Regions from separate parts of the Homo sapiens genome. Here region 1 is linked to region 2. A link is a loop called in an ENCODE intact Hi-C map of the cell type or tissue named here. Cell type or tissue: PC-3. All regions are shown on one strand. Each heading gives the region's core, and the rest is flanking DNA. Links, peaks and the distances in the headings are about the cores only. Region 1 overlaps BALR6 (B-cell acute lymphoblastic leukemia associated long RNA 6). Region 2 has its middle 130 kb from the start of SATB1.

The links. Hi-C counts contacts between places; a loop is a spot of excess contacts. Peaks named below come from ENCODE experiments on the same cell type or tissue, not always from the same donor. Only the 100,000 strongest peaks of a DNase experiment are listed, where the experiment ranks them.
Region 1: it touches region 2 in a loop (6-fold over the local background); 4 of 110 quality-filtered maps call a loop at or near these places.

The regions. Positions count from the first base shown.
Region 1 is chr3:18,093,639-18,103,960 of GRCh38, forward strand. All of the region lies in intron 4 of BALR6 (B-cell acute lymphoblastic leukemia associated long RNA 6), which reads left to right. Among named protein-coding and RNA genes, the nearest start is that of BALR6, 140 kb to the left of the region's middle. RefSeq lists enhancers at 4,994-6,193, 5,099-5,734. In PC-3, for the core only: no CTCF peak of the experiment used is centred there; DNase peaks (open chromatin) are centred at 5,493, 6,173 and 6,633; H3K4me3 peaks cover 1,760 bases; H3K27ac peaks cover 3,613 bases.
Region 2 is chr3:18,290,284-18,300,605 of GRCh38, forward strand. No RefSeq gene overlaps it. Among named protein-coding and RNA genes, the nearest start is that of SATB1, 130 kb to the right of the region's middle. In PC-3, for the core only: CTCF peaks have their summits at 5,174 (motif pointing left) and 5,379; a DNase peak (open chromatin) is centred at 5,048; H3K27ac peaks cover 593 bases.

The DNA of each region.
Region 1 (10,322 bases), core at 1,519-9,518, 200 kb before region 2:
GGGTGGCTTATAAGCAACAGAAGTTTGTTGTTCACAGTTCTGGAGGCTGGGAAATCCAAGATCAAGATGCTGGCAGATTTGGTGTCCGGTGAGGGCCACTTTGTGGTTCATAGGTGGTATCATCTTGCTGCATCCTTACATGGTGGAAGGGGCTAGCTAACTCTCTGATGTCTCTTTTATAATGGCACTAATCACATTCATGAGGGCAGATCCCTCATAACCTAATCACCTTCCAAAGGCTGCCACCTTCTGATACTATCACATGAGAGATTAGGTTTCAATGTATGAATTCTTTTGGTGGGTGGTGGGGAAACACAAACATTCAGACCATAGCACATCTAATGAAAACATTCAATATGTTTTTAGAGAATTGAATTTCAATATTTTTAGCGTATTTTAAGATTTACACATACCTTATCGAGAGTTTGATTCATTAAGTATTTTTTTTCTTTGAATGGAGAAACAGAGAGGTATAAAAGAACTTATCTTAGGGTTGTCATGCAGAATATGAATTGATTCTCACTTTAGTGTTGCAGCTTTAATAAAGATCACAGTAGCAAAAACATCAGCATCAAATATTCATTGAGCACATACTATGTACCAAATCCTGTTCAAGGCATTTATGTTTATTTTTTACTATCAAAACGATGCTTGTGTATAGTATAACAAACTGAAAGAAGGGGAAAAAGAAGAGAAAAAATCAAATCGTACAAAATTCATAATGGAACATACTATTTTCCTGCTCTAACCGCTCCTATTTTGAAGTCCCCCTCCCCAGAGATAACCACTTCAGCTATTTTCAGTGTTTCTTTTGTTATTTACCTTCATATTTTCAAATGCAAAGTTTGCATTTCAGTATCTTGAATTTTCAGTTGTAAACATTATTTATTGACTTCCTGCCTTGGAAGATGAGGACTCGGGTTTCCTATGACACCTCTTCCACTTTCCCATCCTTTCATTATACCTGTTTCAAAGCCCTCGAAAAATTTAATTTCAGCACTTGCTTTATTATGATAGTATAATTATTGTTTACAGGCGAAAAAAATGTATAGCACTTTTGATTTTTCTTGCAGTTAATAATTGCTTCTCTTTTAAAAACTTAGCTTTCCATGTAACTATTACTAATTATTTCTTCAAACTCTTTAAAAACATTAACATTTCTCTCAGTTTACTGAAACACATCAAGTAATCTACCAGTTACTTTTATTTTTTGTTCTAGGAGACTAGAACTCTTTACCCTCCTGTTTATGTATGGGTGAGTTGCTCCACAGGCCACTGTACAGCTATTATTTGGAACCTTCCTTTACCATCATCTTTGGGATTGCTTGTTCCCTGGTTCCCATGTTTTCCTGTTTTTGATTTTGTTTCCTTGTATAATATCCTCATGAGCTTCCTGAGAAAAGAGTATGTGAAAGGTAATTTTTTGAGACCTTATATATCTTAAAATGTCTTTATTCTATCTCACATTTGACTGATAATTTGTCTGGGTATGTAATTCTGATATGGAACACATTTTCTTCAGAGATTTTGACAGCATTTTTGTCTTCTAGCTTTCACCACTGCCATTAAGAAATCTGATACCATTATTTTTGCAGTCTTTAAAATAAGATCTGTTATATTGCCCCTAAGAAACCCTTTAGGACTTCTTTATATAGGCTGTCTTGAAATTTCAATGTGTCTTGATAATAATTATGTTTCATTTCTTGTGCTGGGTATTCTATAAGCCCTTTCAATATAGAAATTCATGGCTTGCTATTCTGAAAATGTTCTTGAATGTTTTTAAAAATACCTTCTTCCTCTCTGTTTTCTCTGTTCTTATTTTCTGAAACTATTATTAGTTGGATGTTGAATTTGCTGGGTTTCTTATATTTCCTTTTCTATTTCTGATCTCTTTATATATATCTATTTCTAAAATATTGCCTCAACTTTATATTTCAACCCATCTAGTAATGTTTTTTTCAATTTCTGCCATTATATTTTAAATTCCTAAGTATTCTTGAATGGACTATGGAGCTAGAGTGCCTATGTTCATAACTCAGCTCTGCTGTGTGATCTTGGGAAGGTTATTTAACCTTTCTGTGCCTGTTTCTTCATTTGTAAAATAGGGATAAGAATACCTACCTCATACAGTTGTTATGGTAATTAAATGGTTTAATATTTGTGGAGCACTTAGTACAGTGCCTGGCACTTAGTAAGTTCTGCATAAGTGTTAGATAAATACAGTAAATAAAGAGCACCCTGTTCTTGTTTCATAGATGTAATATCTCCACTGATTTCTCTGGGAACATTATTGCCTTCTGAATTGTTTGTGTTTTTTTTTCTCTCTCTCTCTGTCTCTGTGTGAGTGTGTGTGTGTGTATGTGTGTGTGTGTATTAGTTTTCTATTGCTGCCTTAACAAATTACCACAGATATAAAGCTTAAAACAACACAAATTTATTATCTCACAATTCTGTAGGCTAGAAGTTTGACATGGGTCTCATCAGGCTAACACACAACGTGTTGGCAGGGCTGCTTTTCTTTTCTTTTTTTGTTTTTTGTTTTTTTTTTGTTTTGTTTTTTGAGACGAAGTCTCGCTCTGTCGCCCAGGCTGGAGTGCAGTGGCGCGATCTCAGCTCACTGCAAGCTCCGCCTCCCAGGTTCACGCCATTCTCCTGCCTCAGCCTCCCGAATAGCTGGGACTGCAGGTGCCCACCACCACACCCGGTTAATTTTTTTGTATTTTTAGTAGAAGGCAGGGTTTCACCATGTTACAGGATGGTCTCGATCTCCTGACCTCGTGATCCGCCCGCCTCTGCCTCCCAAAGTGCTGGGATTACAGGCGTGAGCCACCGCGCCCATCTGGCAGGGCTGCTTTTCTTTCTGGAGGCTCTAGGGGAGGATCTGTTTCCTTGACCTTTCCAGTTTCTAGAGGTTGTCTGCGATCTTTGGGTTATGGCTCCTTCCTCCCTCTTCAAAGACAGTGATGGCAATTCGAGTCCTTCTCATATCATGTAACTCACTCTATTCCATAGTCACGTCTTTCTCTTTCTTCTTTTGCCTTCCTCTTCCACTTGTAAGGGTCCTTGCAATTACATTGGGCCCATCTGGATAATCCAGGATAGTTTTCCTATTGTAAAGTTGACTAATTAAGAGCTTTAATTCCACCTGCAGCCTTAATACCCTTTTTGTCATATAACCTAACATATTCACGGGTTTCAGGGATTAGATCAGGATAGTTCTGAGGGACCGTTATTGTTGCCTACCACAGTGTGTGCATGTGAATTCCCTCAACCTGTGGGCTTCACTGAGCAGTGGCCTTGCTCTATCACTGGGGGGGCCTCTGACTTTCTGTTTCTGTAGGCCTTGTCTCTAGGACTGCTTACTTTCTCCAGAGAGAAGTAATTCAAACTTCTGTCAGTGGGTAGGAGGTGGGGACATCAAAACTGGCTGCTTGTTTTGAAGCTTAGTGGAGGGAGGAAGAATTAGCAGGGACCCACCACTTAGCAGGTAGAATTTATTGTAATTCCCAATTCCCAATACTGGGCCTCTTTTCCTATCTCTGCTTGCATGTTGGTCCCAGGTCATAGCTTCTTAACAGAGTAAAACTCTGATCTCCTTTGAAGGCCAGGAAGGAATAGTTAGTTGCCTGGCTGTGTGAAGCAGGAGAGGGGTGCTGAGGATCTGACACCTTCCTACAGAAACTTATTTTTCTCCTTTTCAAAATTTAATTTTGATATAATTTCAGACATATTGTAAAATTGAATTCTGTACAGAGAATTTCCTTATGCCTTTCATCCAGATTCCTCAAATGTTAACAGTTGTTTTATCATTCTCTCTCTAGGTATATATGTAAGCTGCTTGACAAGTGTATTAGTTTCCTATAACTGTGTTGCCATGAACTTCGTGGTTTAAACAAGGCAAATCTATTATCTTACAGTTTTGGAGGTCAGAATTCTGAAATTGGCTTCACTGGGCTTAAAAGTGAAGATGTTAGAAGGACTACATTCCTTCTGGATGCTCTAGGGAAGAATACGTGTCCCTGCCATTTCCTGCTTCTAGAGGCTGCCTACATTCTTTGGCTTGTGGCCCCTTCCTCCATCTTCAAAGCCAGCAGGTTAGCATCATCAAGCCTCAGTCTGACTCATCTCTATTTTGCCGTCCTCTCCTACTTTTAAGGTCTTGTGATTACACTGGACACACCTGGGATAATCCAGGATAAACTCCTTAAAGTCAGCTAATTAGCAGCCTTAATTCCATCTGCAACCTTAATTCCCTTTTGTCATGTAAAGTAACATATTCAGAGGTCTGGAGATTAGAACATGGACTGTTGTTCTCCCACATGTATCCATCATTCTTTAAGCATGTTCATATTTTCTAGAAAAAAGATATTCCAGGTTCATTTTGTACTTTCTTTACCCTGACCTTGAGTTAGCCATCTATTGCCTAGTTTGTCTTTACAACAACAATGGTGGATGCTATTAAAACTTTTGTTTGACTAATGAGGAAATATAAACTGTCAAGAGGTTGATTAACCAGACCGTGGTTACATAGCAGGAAAGGGGCTGACGACAAGAAAGGGACTAGAGTCTAAGTATATTTCACCTCATGCCTGTGCTCCTAACCACTGGACTACTTTGTGCGGTTAGCAACTTCACTTTCCAAAGGTAAAACCCATTTTGAGGTATTAGTATAGGGAAATATAATCTACACTTGCTAGCAGGTAGTATATATATAAATATAGCATCAATTTGAATTTGGGAACTTGGGATATGAATAGTATAATTATTCTTTGAGCAAATGAAAATGTGTGCTGAGTTGCTTGTGTGAGATAGGTAGTTTTCTAGCAATCAAATATATATATTTATAGTATATTCATATTATATTACTTCTAGTTATTAGAGCTCAATTTAATAATTCTTCATCTGAAGTTAATGATTAATTTAAGGACTGACTTGGATAATATTTCTTCTGTAACTTAATTATGTTGATTTTGGCATAACATTTAGTTTTTCATTTTTTTGTGTGCAAGGATGATATGTATGACTTAACAATGTGGGCCAGACTGTATTGAACCCAGTATAACAGAAATTGTTGGGATATTAACCACCCACACCAACCAGTATTTATAATAGAAATAAGCCTTCACCATAAAGCCTCTCCAACAGGCCTTGTAACTATAATGGCACTAGCAGGTGCCGCCACAATAAAGAAGCCAGCCTCCCCATGAACAAATAGTAAATTAAAAAAATCAATCAATCTGCAATCTCAGTTCTGGCCCCAGCGTCACTTCCAATAATGACAAACTCAGGGTTTGTCAGTGCATCGTTAATAGGTTAAAGACCTTCAGATGATTCTTTTAAAGTAAACCAGGCAAATTGGCTCCTTTTTTCCCCACAAGTGCCGCTTTGGAATTGGCATATAAATGCTGATGGGACTCATGGCCTGAGGGCAAGTCCTCTGGCCCTAAAAGCTGGCAGGAAATGGCAGGAGTTTGCAGGGTGGGCTGGTGACTCATGATGTGCTGTGGCATATCTTTGAGGAGAGCCAAGAAAGAGTCATTTATTCCTTGGGGCGTGAAGTCATTCAGCCTGGTGGGGCCCATGTGACTCACCTAGCCTCAAAATGTCATCTTTACCCCCTCCTGCTTCTTCCCTCTCTCCTCTTTCTAGAGGTTTGTGACCTACGATGGACTCCCCAGGACATGTAAACTGCTTTCTCACTTTTCTGCTTCCATTTCTGCTCCCCCTTCTCATTCCTGTTCCTGTTCTGAGACTGTCCACACCCTTTCTCATACTCTTCCTCACTGAAGCAATAATGGCCGGTCCAAGTTCTTCTCTGGCTTGGAGCTGCTGTGACAGACTGTTCATTTGCTTATGTAGGTCTGTCCCTGAAGAATAGTTCGAGAACCTTCTGCGGAATTTCAACCTTACTTGAAGTTGGATTATGTGCTATATTTCAGACAGCCATAATTCCACGCAGCTTTGTGTTGGGTCACAGATGTTTGCTATCTGGGCTCTGAAGTTTTTACGGAAGAGTTTATGTGTGATTTTTAACCCCAAGTGTTGCTGTGGTGCTAGGACTTAAAATTCTGCTCTGTCAGGATTCAGGTGCTGTAACTGAGATTTGTCCAGAGCGGTGGTTCTCCAAGTTTCCTGTGTGTAGGAAGGAGCTGGGGTTGTTTAAAAGCGCCGGTTCTGAATCAGTAGGTCTGACACAGAGCCCAAGAACCTGCATCTCTAACGAGCTCCCATGTGAGGCTCATGCTCACACTTTGAGTAGCAAGAGCTAGTGTGAGGTGACTTGGGGAATCTCAGAAATATCCCATATTTTTCTTCTGGAGATGTGTGAAAATTGCCACTGGTTGATAATGAAACATATGACTCCTTTTTTCCCCCTAGTATTTTCCTAGAACTTATCTCTTCAACCAAAGCACTAAATATTTTGCCACATAGCCAATGAAAAATGAATCATGTAGGGATTTTACATGTTTTCTTAGTTATGATTGCTTTAAAAATAGTGTTAGCACAGCATTCTTGTGTCCATGTGTAAATTAGAAATTTAAAAAACCAACCAAATCAAACAACTGTACATAACAACATATAAAGATAAGTTAGTTTCCTATATCACTTCTACACAATTGGAGGCATTCTTCCTTGGATCAGGGAGGGGATTTGTGGATGATTCATATTGGGAGGAGGGTGGTATGTGTAAAACAAAAAGTGAGAGCTGTATTTACTAAAAATTTTAATCTATCATTGAATGAAAGTTTCTTTACCCCCATTTCATATGTTTTCATTTTCATGCTGATAAAGGAAGAAAAAGTTTGACTTCCTCCCTCCTGTTAGACACACTTTAAATCAGTCCTTCTATCTTTAAATCTTTGCCTTGGGCAATAATCACCATAAAAAGGAACAGATCCGAGGTGCTGAGATAGTTCACCCAATTTAGGCTACCACTTTACTAAAACACCTGTAAGACACATCTAGCTGGTATTTTTAAACAATATTTTTCAATTTGGCTTTAGTTTTTTGGACAATTTCCTGGAGTGTATTTTCTTACTCTACCAGAAGTGTTTAGAATTGGATAATACAGTAATTTAGAAAAGAAAACAATAGATAGAGATTCTAACATAAAACTGAGCATTGGGATTCAAATCCATACATGTAAAGGTGTGTGTGTGTGTGTGTGTGTGTGTGTGTGTTATTGTTTCTGTTGTTGTTACTTGAGGGTATAGATGGTGGTAGAAGGCTATGGGAGAATTGGAAAAGCACTGAATATGTCTACTGTTTTAGTTCCCAAATCATGTAAGTCCTCTGAGGCACGGTTTTCTCATCCTTAAGATGGGAATGGTAAGTGGTACAGTATAGTTGCCTACTTCATATCTTTTTTGCAAATCAAATGAGAGAATGATTGTTTTGAAAATCATGAAATGATGCACAGAAATGAAATGAGTGACCTATGGTCAAAAGCTGAATTTCATCAAGGTAGGACTCAAAATACAGGTATAAGGACATTCCGCAAATACTCCAGTCTTGTGGCCCTTATACCCTGTGTGTTCTTTAATAGTTAAATAAATTGGTTCAAGTCCTGATTCCACATTCACATATGGTGAAAGACAGTGAACTCACTCACCTCACAAGCTTCAGGCCAACATCTATGGAGAGTCTCAAAGGACTTATATTTCTTGTGGTCACCTCCTTCGATTACTTTTACCTACTGAATTTCTGATTTCCTTCACATCTTGCCTTCTGTGGTTGGTCTTTTAACTCTGTCCCACACCATCCCTTTTGCTTGGGCTTTTTAAGGCAACTACTTACACCAAGTGGTTGTATGTTCATTGTCATTTTGCTGGTGATAAAAAGGCTTCCTTGCAGCAGTCCTAGCAAAGCAGATGCATCAAGTGCTGAAATAGTTCACCCATTTGAGTGATAAGCACATCTCAATTTGGACCAGTCACATTTCAAGTGTTCCATAGCCATATGTTGCTAGTGGCTACCATCTTGGATAGCATAGCTTTAGCACCACAAAGCACTGCTCTAAATTTTGAAATTACCACTCCTTCTTTAATGTGGGACATTTGGAATCTCAGGTAGAAGTGGAAAGATGGCCAGGCACGGTTGCTCATGCCTATAATCCCAGCACTTTAGGAGACCAAGGTGGGTGGATCACCTGAGGTCAGGAGTTCGAGACCAGCCTGGCCAACACGGTGAAACCCCATCTCTACTAAAAATACAAAATTAACTGGGTGTAGTGGCGCATGCCTGTAATCCCAGCTACTTGGGAGGCTGAGGCAGGAGAATCACTTAAACCGGGGAGGTGGAGTTTGCAGTGAGCCGAGATCTTGCTATTGCACTCCAGCCTCGGTGACAGAGCAAGACTCTGTCTCAAAAAAAAAAAAAAAAAAAAAAAAGTGGAAAGAAATAGTCTAAGAGGCCGGAGACAGTGTTTTAAAACATTTCTTTCTTCCTATCACAAATACATTATAATTAGGGATATATACACACCAGTTTCTAATACTAGTCGTTCTTTTCAACCCTAATCCAAATTTTCCTAGTCAGGTTTGGGAACCATTACCCTTTTCCACTAGCTAACCACACAGCTGTTTTGGTGATCTTGCCCTCTGATCCTTTCATCATTCAAGGCTCATTTCATGTTCCCATTTCTAAGAAGTACCTGACCGCTCCTGTCTTCATCTACTCCAAACCTCTCTAACATATGGAGTCCAGGCCATATGCCCTAGCTTTTAAGTATGTTGCATTTTGTGTCACTTATCGTTGTTTCACATGCATGTATACTTGTTTTCACAACTAGATTATATGACACATCATGGCTTAGAGGGAAGTACACGGGTCTGGGCTTCTGTCCTGTCTCTACTGCTTGCAGGCTGTGTGCCCTTAGATGACAACTTAGCCTCCTTGTTTCTCCAGTATATAGAGCACATACTATGTACTTCACAGGATCTTCATGAATATTAAATGCAAGAATGTACTCCTAAAGCCTATCCCTTAGTAGCTTCTCCATGAACAATTAATGATATGTCTCCTAATTGCTCCTGATTTATTGAGCACCTACCAAATACCAGGCACAGCCCTAAGTCCTGGGGATACAGTTGTGAACAAGGCAGGATTAGGATTCCTTTTTTGGGAATAGGGACCATGGGTTATGTCTCTGTTTTATTTCATGTTGTAAAATAGATTGTAGAATGTATTATAAGCATTTAACAAATGCTTGTTTAGGTAACATTATAGTCAAAATACAGAACAAAAATATGAGTCCACTGTGAGTTTGATGTGGGTTTGGTATCTACTGGCTAGGGTAAAATGGGTTTTCAATTTCTGTTTGGTTTCTTTCTCAGAAGGTATTCTTCAGAGGGTGTATAGTTTGACTGAGTGTCAATATGTTGTATTTTAAGTGGTATTTTGACAGCTCGAGATCAAATTTACTTTCCTGTATGTTTCACTTGAATATCATTCTAGGTTGTTTTAGTGTTTAGTCTGTATTGCCAATGGGCACTCAAAACATTGAAAATTACATGGAAGGGCTATGGAACACAGGAAATTTTAGAACAGGAAATCTCTGTAAGTCTAGCTGAGTCTACAATTGTGGCACCCCATAATTATTTTCCTTTGTAATGCTTATCTCCTTAAAATATATAGTATTTGTATAAATACACATGTATATATGAACACTACATATGTATTAGCCATCTGAACCTGCATAGTAGATTGCACTGTGCATTTACCTCTCTCTTTGTAAAGAAATCCCACTAAAACTTATTTAATACCATGTTCTTTCTGGGCTTAAGTACATGACCCTTTTTTCTGTTTTCTTTTTGGCATTTAGCCTTTGCAAATCTTCCTTTATTTTGCTACCTTGGAATTGAGGATGTTCTTAGTGAATTCCCTTTACATTTTCTTTTTTTAATAGAGGAAAGTAGAGCAACTGTGTTTCCAACCTTTGTAAATAATTAAGGTCCTTGAGTCCTTGTATCATTCTGGTTGCCCTCTGTTGTACCTTCTTGATTTCAATAATATTCTTTTCATATTAATGCGATCTGTCTTGTAGGACTGCTCTTGCTACATTCCAAATGGAGACTCTCTTTCAGCCCCTTCCATTATAATGCAATAATTGTTGTTGACCTGTATTCTCTGGTTGTGCACCCAGGATTCCATTTCTTATTCTTCAGCTGCTGGAATTTTCCCCTACTCCTTTTTCTTTCTATGCTTTCTTTATTATCCAAATGACTCATTAAGCTGTAAACTTCAGGGCTATCTTCAGCTTCTTTCTATCTGTCCTTGATCACAAATAGTCACCTGCAATAGGCGACTGCTTACGCTGAGAA
Region 2 (10,322 bases), core at 1,170-9,169:
TCATGTCTTTTGAATAGTCATCTTGCTGAGTATCAGAGAGGTTTCTGCCTCAGAGTGTTCTTGTTTCTTTGTGACCACACCTGTAAAAGTCTTTTGCTCTTTTGGTAATGTTCACATTACCATGACCATGGCAGTGTCTGTCAGATTGACACATGTTAGAATCATCTGGGGGGCTTGTTAAAACACAGAGTTTCTGATTCAGTGGGTCTAGGGTGAAGCTTGAGGACTTGCATTTGAAATATGAGCCCAAGTGATGCTGTTGCTGCTGGTCCAGGGACTACACTGTGGCTATTGATTGGTCTTTCTTATTGTGGCCAGACGTTGCCTTATTACAGCTATAGGATACCAGTATCCTATTAAGGTGGCCATTGAATACCCTCAAATCAATTTTAGAAGACACGCCACATATGTGGGTGCATGCACACTTTAGAATATTTATATATCAATCACTTTAAAAGATAATAAATCTATATCTCATTAGTGTTACATTAAATATAGAACACTGTGGTTCTCACGTGTTTGCTCTTAATTAGATATAGAAATTTCTGTCTATACCTGGGAATATATTTCCCTTTTGACTCCCAAACCACTATATATAATTAATACTTAGAGAAGATATAATCTTTGCAAATGAATTAACTTGCAGATATACACTGATAATTTAAATAGAACTTTTTTTATTTTGGTAAGTAATGCATATGTTAATAAAAACATTTAAAAATATATAAAATTTTAAGAATTTTAAAGAAATAAAGAAAAAAAGTTCAAAATAACACATGAAGGTTACCACAAACCCCACACTCTAGACAACCTCCATGAATGTTATATATCTCTCCTGCCTCTTTTGTTCTCCTTTTTTTCACTTTATGAAATTGGAACCACGTTGTACATACTGTTCTGCAATTTTTTTTCACCAAATGATAAATTGTGATTATTTTCCTATACCACTAAATATGCTTCAACAGTATGATTTCTAATGACTGCAAAGTGTTCTTTCACAACGAGACATTTTAATTTATTTGGTTTATCCTCTATTGTTGGGCATTCAAAGTATTTTATTTTTTGCTACTGTAAATAATACCGTGAGATAGTTCCAGGTTAAAATTCCATTCTGGCTGATCACCAGAATACAACTTTATCTAATTTCCAACTAAAACAAAACAACTATAAAGACCAGAAAATAATGAAAGCTCATAGAAACTCTAAAAATTTTGATTTATTAGCAATTAAACATTAGACTCTCAAAGGACTACTAATTACAAAGCAAAAAAAAAAAAAAAACTGGGCAAGAAACAAAACTATTTAAGTTTTACCTCATGAGATGCCCAATCTTTATCTCCTGTATTTAGTACAAAAGCCCTCTGAGAAGAAAAATGACTCTATGTGCATTCCCACTCTCCTTCCCCTACTCGGAATTCAAGATCTTCGCTAAATGGAACATTAGAAGCTATTCTTTGCACTACAGCTGTTTCTTCTTAAGAATGCCACTCTTTCCTTTTGATACCTCTTTTTTGTACACCACTACATAAACAGTTATACCCAAGGTGCAACTGATGAAACAAATGGGATGCTGGTGGTAATACCTCCCATCCTAGGATACGGAGCTCTATAAAGAAATCTGTTAAGTTAGGGGCAGAGATAGGAAGAATGCTGGGAAATGTGCATCAAAAAGTACCTGTTCACAGTATCATAAAACCAGACAGTAGCAGCAGAAGATGCCATATCAATAAAGTAAAGCTGCAATAGATGAGCACCTTCTAGGAAGTAGATATTGAACTTGGAGTAAACTCATCAACCTGCCCTTTAGTTGTTATGATGAACAAGGAATTTTGCCATCTGTCTGCAAGTGGACAGAACCAAGGGAATCCATATATCTTATTTGTTGACATATGACAATATTATAAAGAAAGTGAAAAGAAAGCACCAGTTGGCCTAAGAAAATAATGCCAATCTGGAAGGTTCAAATGACAAGTGTAACTACAAAAATTATCAGCTTCTAGTTCAGAAGAAAATCTTGAAACTCTTTGGCATCTTTAATTCATACAAGAAAAAATTACTTTGATGAAGAGGGGCTGAAATGTGCATGGTGAGAATAACCCAGGAAGAAAGCCAATAAGTTGACACAAAAAGACAACAGTATTAGGGAAAAACGGATGTGGATGAGATGTGAAAGTATTGCAGATATATTTAAAAATGCAACAGGGAATTTAAAATGATATTTGAGGTCAGAAAGAGCAGAGTTGGTGTAGAGCACAAACTTGGGATCCTTTACCAGATTGCAGAGGAAAAGAACACAGATATGAAAGTTACAAAAAAGATATAACTATAAAGAACAGAAAGCTGATCTATCTATCTATCTATGTATCTATCTGAATAATTAGAATTCATGAAGAAAATCTTAAGCAAATACAACAGAAAAAAACACCAAAAATATTATTGAGAAAAAGTCTTTCAAAAAAAAAGATTTCATGAGCTATTAATTTGCAGGGAAAAAAATCGGTGAATTCATACCCATAACTGAACTTATTCTGTGTGATGCTTTAAGAAAACATGGCCACATGTTATTTTATATTCTTCCCTTCAAGAGCTTAGTTTCTCTTCCCTTGAGAATGGACCAGATTTAGTAGTGACTTGCTTCTAACTTGCTTCTGGAAACGACAGTTTGTGACTTAGAGACTAGAACATAAAAGACACCACAGCTTCTGTCTCTCTCTCTCTCTCTCTCTCTCTCTCTCTCTCTCTCTGTCTCTCTCTCTCTCTTTCTTTTCACTTGCTTTGAGGGGAGTCAGCTGCTTTATAAAATAGTTCTATGTGGTAAAGAACAAAAGCATCCAGATGAGAACGAGTAAGGAACTGAGGCCTCCAGCCAATAGCCAATGTGAGTGAACCATCTTAGAAGTGGATCCTTCAGCTCCACGCAGGCCTTCAGATAACTATAGCTCTAGCCAATACCTTGACTGCAACCTCATCAGAGATGCTAAGTCAAAATTACTCAGCTAAGCCTCTACTGGATTCTGACCCACAGAAGTGATAACGAATGTCTGTTTTCATTAAGCCCCCAAATTTGAGGGTAATTTAAAAATGCTGAAATAGATAGCTGACATACCTTGCCATCATTTTAAAACTACCTATATATTATGTTGATGCAAAAATTATTATATGTAAAATATATTAAAAAGAGTTATGTGCTGATAATAAGCATTCTACCTAAAAGTTACTTAAGAGAACAAAAATAAAAATAGATCAGACTTCTCTTCCACAACACTAAATGGCAGATATCTGTAAATGCATATCTACTGAATTTGGAGAAAATATTCTGACTCAATGATTTTATATAGAGTTAAGACATTCTTAGATACTCAAGAGTTCTTAAAATACACCCCACATATGCCCTTCTTGGAAAAAATTGATGATATTTTAAAAATAACTTAGTAAAGAAACAACACTCAAGAAAAAAGATGGATACAAAAAGCAGTAAGTACTGCCAATTAACTGTAACAGTAAGTATAAAGCATTACAATATTATTGAAGACTAGCTATTAAATAATTATAATTGTCAATAATTATTTTCAAAATTAAAGATATAGTTGGTATATATCCATAGTAATATAGTATATATAATGTATAACTCTATATATAGTATTTATAACTATAGATATATATAGTGTGTGTATATATATAATACTGGGCATCTAAAATCTTATACTAAGAAAGACTGAAAAGTGAGGTATATGTGAAAAAGTGTACTGAACTTTGATTGATGTGGGGTGGGAAAAAACTCAAATTTTGTTGTTTTTCTAAGGTTTTGAAAATTAGAGAAATATAGATTAAATATGCATTTTGAAATTGTTAATTATAACTATTAATGGAATTAAAAATCAGAAGCTATCTTTACAAAGCTTGGAAAATATGAAATATGGAAATATAGTTTTGATAGCAAAAGTCAGAAAAAAGTGAAAAAATGACGCATAAAATAGATCACATGGATAAAATGATAGTTAAAAAGCAAATATTTATTTTGTAAAAAAATTAATTGATTAAAATACCATATTAAAAGCCAAGATTTATATTTGATCAAAACCAAAATCCCACTATCTGCTGACAATGGCATACATCAAAAACGGACACAAAGCTGTACCACTAAACATTAAAGTACAGATTAAAATATGTTTAATAAGTGCTGATCAAGGAAACCATATTGTTTAATTAATATTAGGCAAAGTAGAATTCAGTGCAACATGTAAAGGATGTCCTTGTCTTAGAGGGTCATTTTACATCAATACAGGATATATTTGGTAAAGAAAATGTAAAAATTATAAACCTCCCTGTACCAATTCCAATTACAACCACATATATAAAGTGAAAATTATTATAAATTAAATGGAATTTCAGGTATACTAAGTGCAAATTTTAAAAACATTTTCCCTAAAGTTGAAAAAAAAAAGCACACAAAAATAGTATACTTTGGAAAGAATTGGCAGTTTTAACTATTTTTTTCAAAGTTGAGTCTTTATGTAAAAAAGTACACAATAAGAGGCTCCAAGTTGGCTAACTAGGGGCATTTTATACTTGCTTCCTCCACTAAGAAGAACAAAAATAGCAAGTAGATAATCACACTTTAAATAGATCATCCAAGAGAAAACACTGGAATTCAACATATAAGTGACAGGCAATACCTAAAGCAAGGAAGGAGAAAGAAGCAAGGCAGCCTACTTGGCTGGCTTAGCTGGGAGCTGAGAGAGACTCCCCAATATGGGGGAAAGAGTGAGAGACCCTCAGCAGTCCACATTCTCACCCTGGACTCCAGTCCTAGCCATGGAAGAACCCCTCAACCCTCACAGGCCCTGAAACTAATGTAGGGAGCTGACAAGGAATTGTACCACAAGCACTGTGCCAGGGAGGAAAGCTTGTGCTGGGTCCCTCACATTCTTTGAGACCTAAGCAGCAATGGCAAGGTGCCATTTTAGAATTCCATCCCCAACAGGCTGCACACTATCCTGAAGCCCAGCAGCGCTGAGGCTGAGGTGCAAGAAAAGAGCTGGCTTAGGCATGAGTAACTGCAGGCTACCACACCCAGGGCTGAGGCATGAGTGGTATGCACACTCCCCACCTGCCAGTCTAGGTTGCCATCACTGAAGATAGCACTGCCCCCCAGTGGCAGAGCAGCAGCATGGCCACTGCCACCCCCTACCTGAACATTCCACTGATTGCCTAGGAATTACCCTACCCCTGCATACCATGGCCAGTTCCTATACACATTATCAAGGGGTCTGAGGGCAAGACAGCCTGCCCCAGCTTCATCCTTCCTTCCTCTGCCATGACAGAGCAGCACAGAGTTCAGGGACCGGGGGATTGCCCAGCCTAGTCCACCACCAATGGTACCTGAACACTCCTCCCAGGGACCTGAGGTTGGGCCTAAACTGGGCCACTATCACCTAGTTGCACTGCCACCTGTGGGCCTGGAGACTGACTTGTTCAGCCATTCAGCCACTGCCAGCACCAGCACACAGTGATCAGGAACCAGAGAGTTGTCCTACAACTGCCACTGCCATTGCCATTGCCATTGCCCATGCCATGCCAGCTTCTCTTTTAAGACAGGCACATTCTACCCATCACTGAGGCCCAAAGCCTGACCTATCTGGCATCCCAGTTGCCAGGAAAACTGCACACAGCATCTACTAATAACTGCACTCTAAGCCACCAAGTAAATATAAAATACCACTGACGCTGTTTACAGACAAACAAATCACGCAGAGACAACTCTCCTGCATACACCAAGAATCAAAGCCAGAGTGCCTTAGCCAACTAACACCATAGATTCATCCTTAGGAAAAAGTCCTTCCCTACAAAAGCAAATTCAGAAAACTGGAAGAAGCGACTTATACGCCAGATGCATAGATATCAACATAAGGACACAGGAAACATGAAAAAGCAAAGAAATATGACACATCCAAAGGAACAAAATAATTTTTCAGAAACACATCCCAATCAAAAAGAAATCCACAAACTCCTGGAAAAAGAATTCAAATTATTGATTTTAAAGAAGCCTAGTGAAATACAAAAGAACTTTAAAAACAGTACAGGCCGGATGCAGTGGCTCATGCCAGTAATCCCAGCACTTTGGGAGGCTGAGGAGGATGAATCAGCTGAGGTCAGGAGTTCGAGACCCACCTGACCAATATGATGAAACCTGGTCTCTTCTAAAAATACAGAAATTAGCCGGGTGTGCTGGCAGGATTACAATCCCAGCTACTGAGATTAGGAGGCTGAGACAGGAGAATCATTTCAACCCAGGAGGTGGAGGTTGCAGTGAGCCGAGATCGTGCCATTGCACTCCAGCCTGGGCAACAAGAGTGAAATTCTCTCAAAAAAAAAAAAAAAAAAAAGTACAAAAAAAATTCAGAATATGAATGTGAAATTTACCAAAGAGATAGATATCACAAAAAAGAACCAAACAAATTCTGAAACTGAAGAATTCATTGACTGAATGACAAAATACATTCAAAAGCTCCAACAATAGACTAGATCAAAAAAAAGAAAGAATCTCATAACTTGAAGATAGGTCTTTTGAAATAACCTACTCAGACAAAAATTTTAAAAAAGAATAAAAAAGGAATGAACAAAGCCTTCATGATATGTGCAACACCATAAAGCAACCAAATACCTGAATTATTGGTATCCCAGAAGGTGAAGAGAAAAACAAAAGGATACAAAAACCTATTTAATGAAATAATAGAAGAAAACTTTGCAAGTCTAACAAGAGATTTAGACATCCAGATACAGGAAGCCCAATGACACCCAAACAAATACAATGCAAAAAGGTCTTCTCCGCAGCACTTTACAGACAAGATGTCTAAAGTCAATGACAAAGAGAGAATCCCAAAAACAGCAAGAGGAAAGCATCTAGTCACCTATAAGGAAACCCCTAACTGACTAACCATGGACTTATTATCAGAAATCTGACAGGCCACAAGAGAATGAGATGATGTATTCAAAGTGCTGAAATGGAAGGAAAAAACTGCCAGCCAAGGATACTATACCCAGCAACAATATCTTTACTAAATGAAGGAGAAATAGTCTTTCCCAGACAAGCAAAAGCTGAGAGAATTCATCACTAGTAAACCAGCCCTACAAAAAATGTTCAAGGGAGTCCTAAACCTGGATGTGAAATAATGAGATTTACCATTATAAAAACACTTAAGAGTATAAAAATGGTAAAGCAAACACATAAATGAGAAAGAGAAAGGACTCAAATGACACATCCACAAATAACTGCCAAACCACAATAACAAACAATAAGAGAAAAGGAAAGGAACAAAGACTATACAAAACAATCAGAAAACAATATGACAGATACAAAACCTCACATATCAATAATAATCTTGAATGTAAATGGATTAAACTCTCCACTTAAAAGCTATAGACTGACTGAATGGATAAAAACCATGATTCAACTATATGCTGCCTACAAAATGTGCACTTCACCTGTAAAGACATGTAATGACTGAAAGTAAAAAGATGGAAAATGCTGTTCCATACAAACAGAAACCAAAAACAAGCAGGAGTGGCTATACTTAGATAAAACAGACAATAAACCAAAAACAGTTAAAAAAAAAAAGACAAGATCATTATATAATGATAAAATTATCAATCCAGAGAGAGGAAATAACAGTTCTAAACATATATACCCAATACTGGAACACCTAGATTTATGAAGCAAATATTACTAGATTTAAAGACAGAGATGGACTCCAATCCAATAACAGGGACGTCAACACCCCACTCTCAACATTAGTCAGATTATCTACACAGATAATCAATAAAGAAACATTGCATTTAAACTAGAGTTCAGACCAAATAGACCTAACAGGCATTTAAAGAGCATTTTATCTAACAATGGCAGAATACACATTCTTCTCCTTAGCACATGGAATGTTTTCCAGGACAGACTATCTGTTAGACCACAAAGAAGTCTCAACAAATTTTAAAACATATATATCAAGTCAACTATCTTCTCAGGCCACAATAGAATAAAACTATAAATGAATACTAAAAGGAAATTTGGAAACTATACAAATACATGGAAATTAAATAACACACTCATGAACTATAGTTGTCAATGAAGAAATTAACATGGAAATAAAAAAGTTTCTTCAAACAAATGAAAATGGAGACACAACATACCAAAACCTCTGGCATACAGCAAAAGCAGTACTAAAAGGGAAATTGATGTCAATAAATGTCTACATCAAAAATTAGAAATATTTTAAATAAACTATCTAATGATGCACCTCAAGGAACCAGAAAAGCAAGAACAAACCAAATCCAAAATGAGAAGAAGGAAATAAGTGATAGCAGGAAGAGAGAAAGAATAAAGACCAGAACTAAATAAAATGGAAACTATATGTATATGTATATATATATATACACACACACACACACACACACACACACACACACACACACACACACAAAGAATCAATGAAACTAAAGATTGGTTCTTCAAAAATAAATAAAATTGATAAACCACTAATTAGACTAACCAAGAAAAAAAGAGAGAAGACTGAAATAAAATAAGAAGTAAAAAGGAGACATTACAACTAATGCCACTGAAATATGAAAGATAATCAGAAATGTTGTGAATATGCACTAACAAGCTGAGAAACCTAGAGAAAATGGATAATGTCCTAGAAACATACAACCTACTAAGATTGAATCAGGAAGAAACAGAAAATCTGAACAGAACAATAATGAGTAGCAAGATTGAGTTTGTAATAAAAAGTCTTCAAATGAAGAAAAGCCCAGGACTGAATGTATTCACTGTCAGACTCTACCAAACATACTGAGAAGAACTAATACCAATCCTCCTCAAGCTATTCCAAAAAATTGGTCAGGAAAAGAATTCATGTGATATGACTGTGAATTCATAACTCATTCAATGAGGCCAGCATTACCCTGATACTAAAACCAGACAAAGACAACAACAACAACAACAAAATACAGGCCAACGTGTCTATGAAGATGCAAAAATCCTCAACAAAATACTAGCAAATTGAATTAACAGCACATAGGAAAGGTAATATACCATGATCAAATAGGATTTATACCAGAGATGCAACGACAGTTTAACATACATGAATCAGTAAACATGATTCATCACATCAACAGAATGAAAGACAAAAATCATATGATCATCTCGATAGATGCAGTGAAAGCATTTGCAAACATTCAACATTCCTTCATAATAAAAAGTCTTGATGAACTAGGCACAGAAGGACTATATCTCAAAATAATGAAGGCCATCTATGAAAAACCCACAGCTAACATCATACTGAATGGGAAAAAGTTGAAAATCTTTCCTCTAAGAACTGCAACAAGGCAAGGATGCATACTTTCACCACTCCTATTCAGCATAGTACTGGAAGTCCTAGTCAGAGCAATCAGGCCAGAGAAAGAAATAAAATACATTCAAATTGGAAAATAGGAAGTCAAATTGTCCCTCTTTGCAGATAACAGGATCTTATATTTAGAGAAACCATAAGACTTCACCAAAAAAACTCTCAGAGGTGATAAAGAAATTTAGTAAAATTCTAGGATACAAAATCAACATACAAAAATCCGTAGCATTTCTAGACACCAATAATGAAATAGGTGAAAAAGTAACCAAGAAATCAATACCATTTAGAATAACTACAAAAAATCTGAGAATAAATTTAACCAAGGAGGTGAAAGATCTCTACAAGGAAAACTGCAAAACACTGATGAAAGAAATTGAAAAGGACACAAACAAATGGAAAGGCATCCCATGCTCATGGATTGGAAGAATCAATATTGTTAAAATGAGCATATTGCCCAAAGCAATAAACAGACTCAATGAAATCCATATCAAAATGCCAATGTCATTTTTCACAGAAATAGAAAAAACGATATTAAAATTCACATAGAACCAAAAGAGAGTCAGAATAGCCAAAGCAATCCTGAGCAAAAAGAACAAACCTGGAGGCATCACACTACCTGACTTCAAAATATAAGGTTACAGTAACCAAAACAGCATATGCATCTAAAATTAGAATTAAAAATAAAATTAAAATTAGACCAATGAAACAGAATAGACTAATGGATCAGTATATGTAAATCCACATATTTAGAGCCAACCGATTTTTGACAAAGGTGCCAAGAACATACATTGGAGAATGTATACCCTTTTCAATAAATGGTGCTGGGAAAATTGGATATCCTTGTGCAGAAGAATGAAACCGGACTCCTATCTCTCATCATATAAAAAATCAAAGAAGATGGATTAAATACTTAAATGTAACACC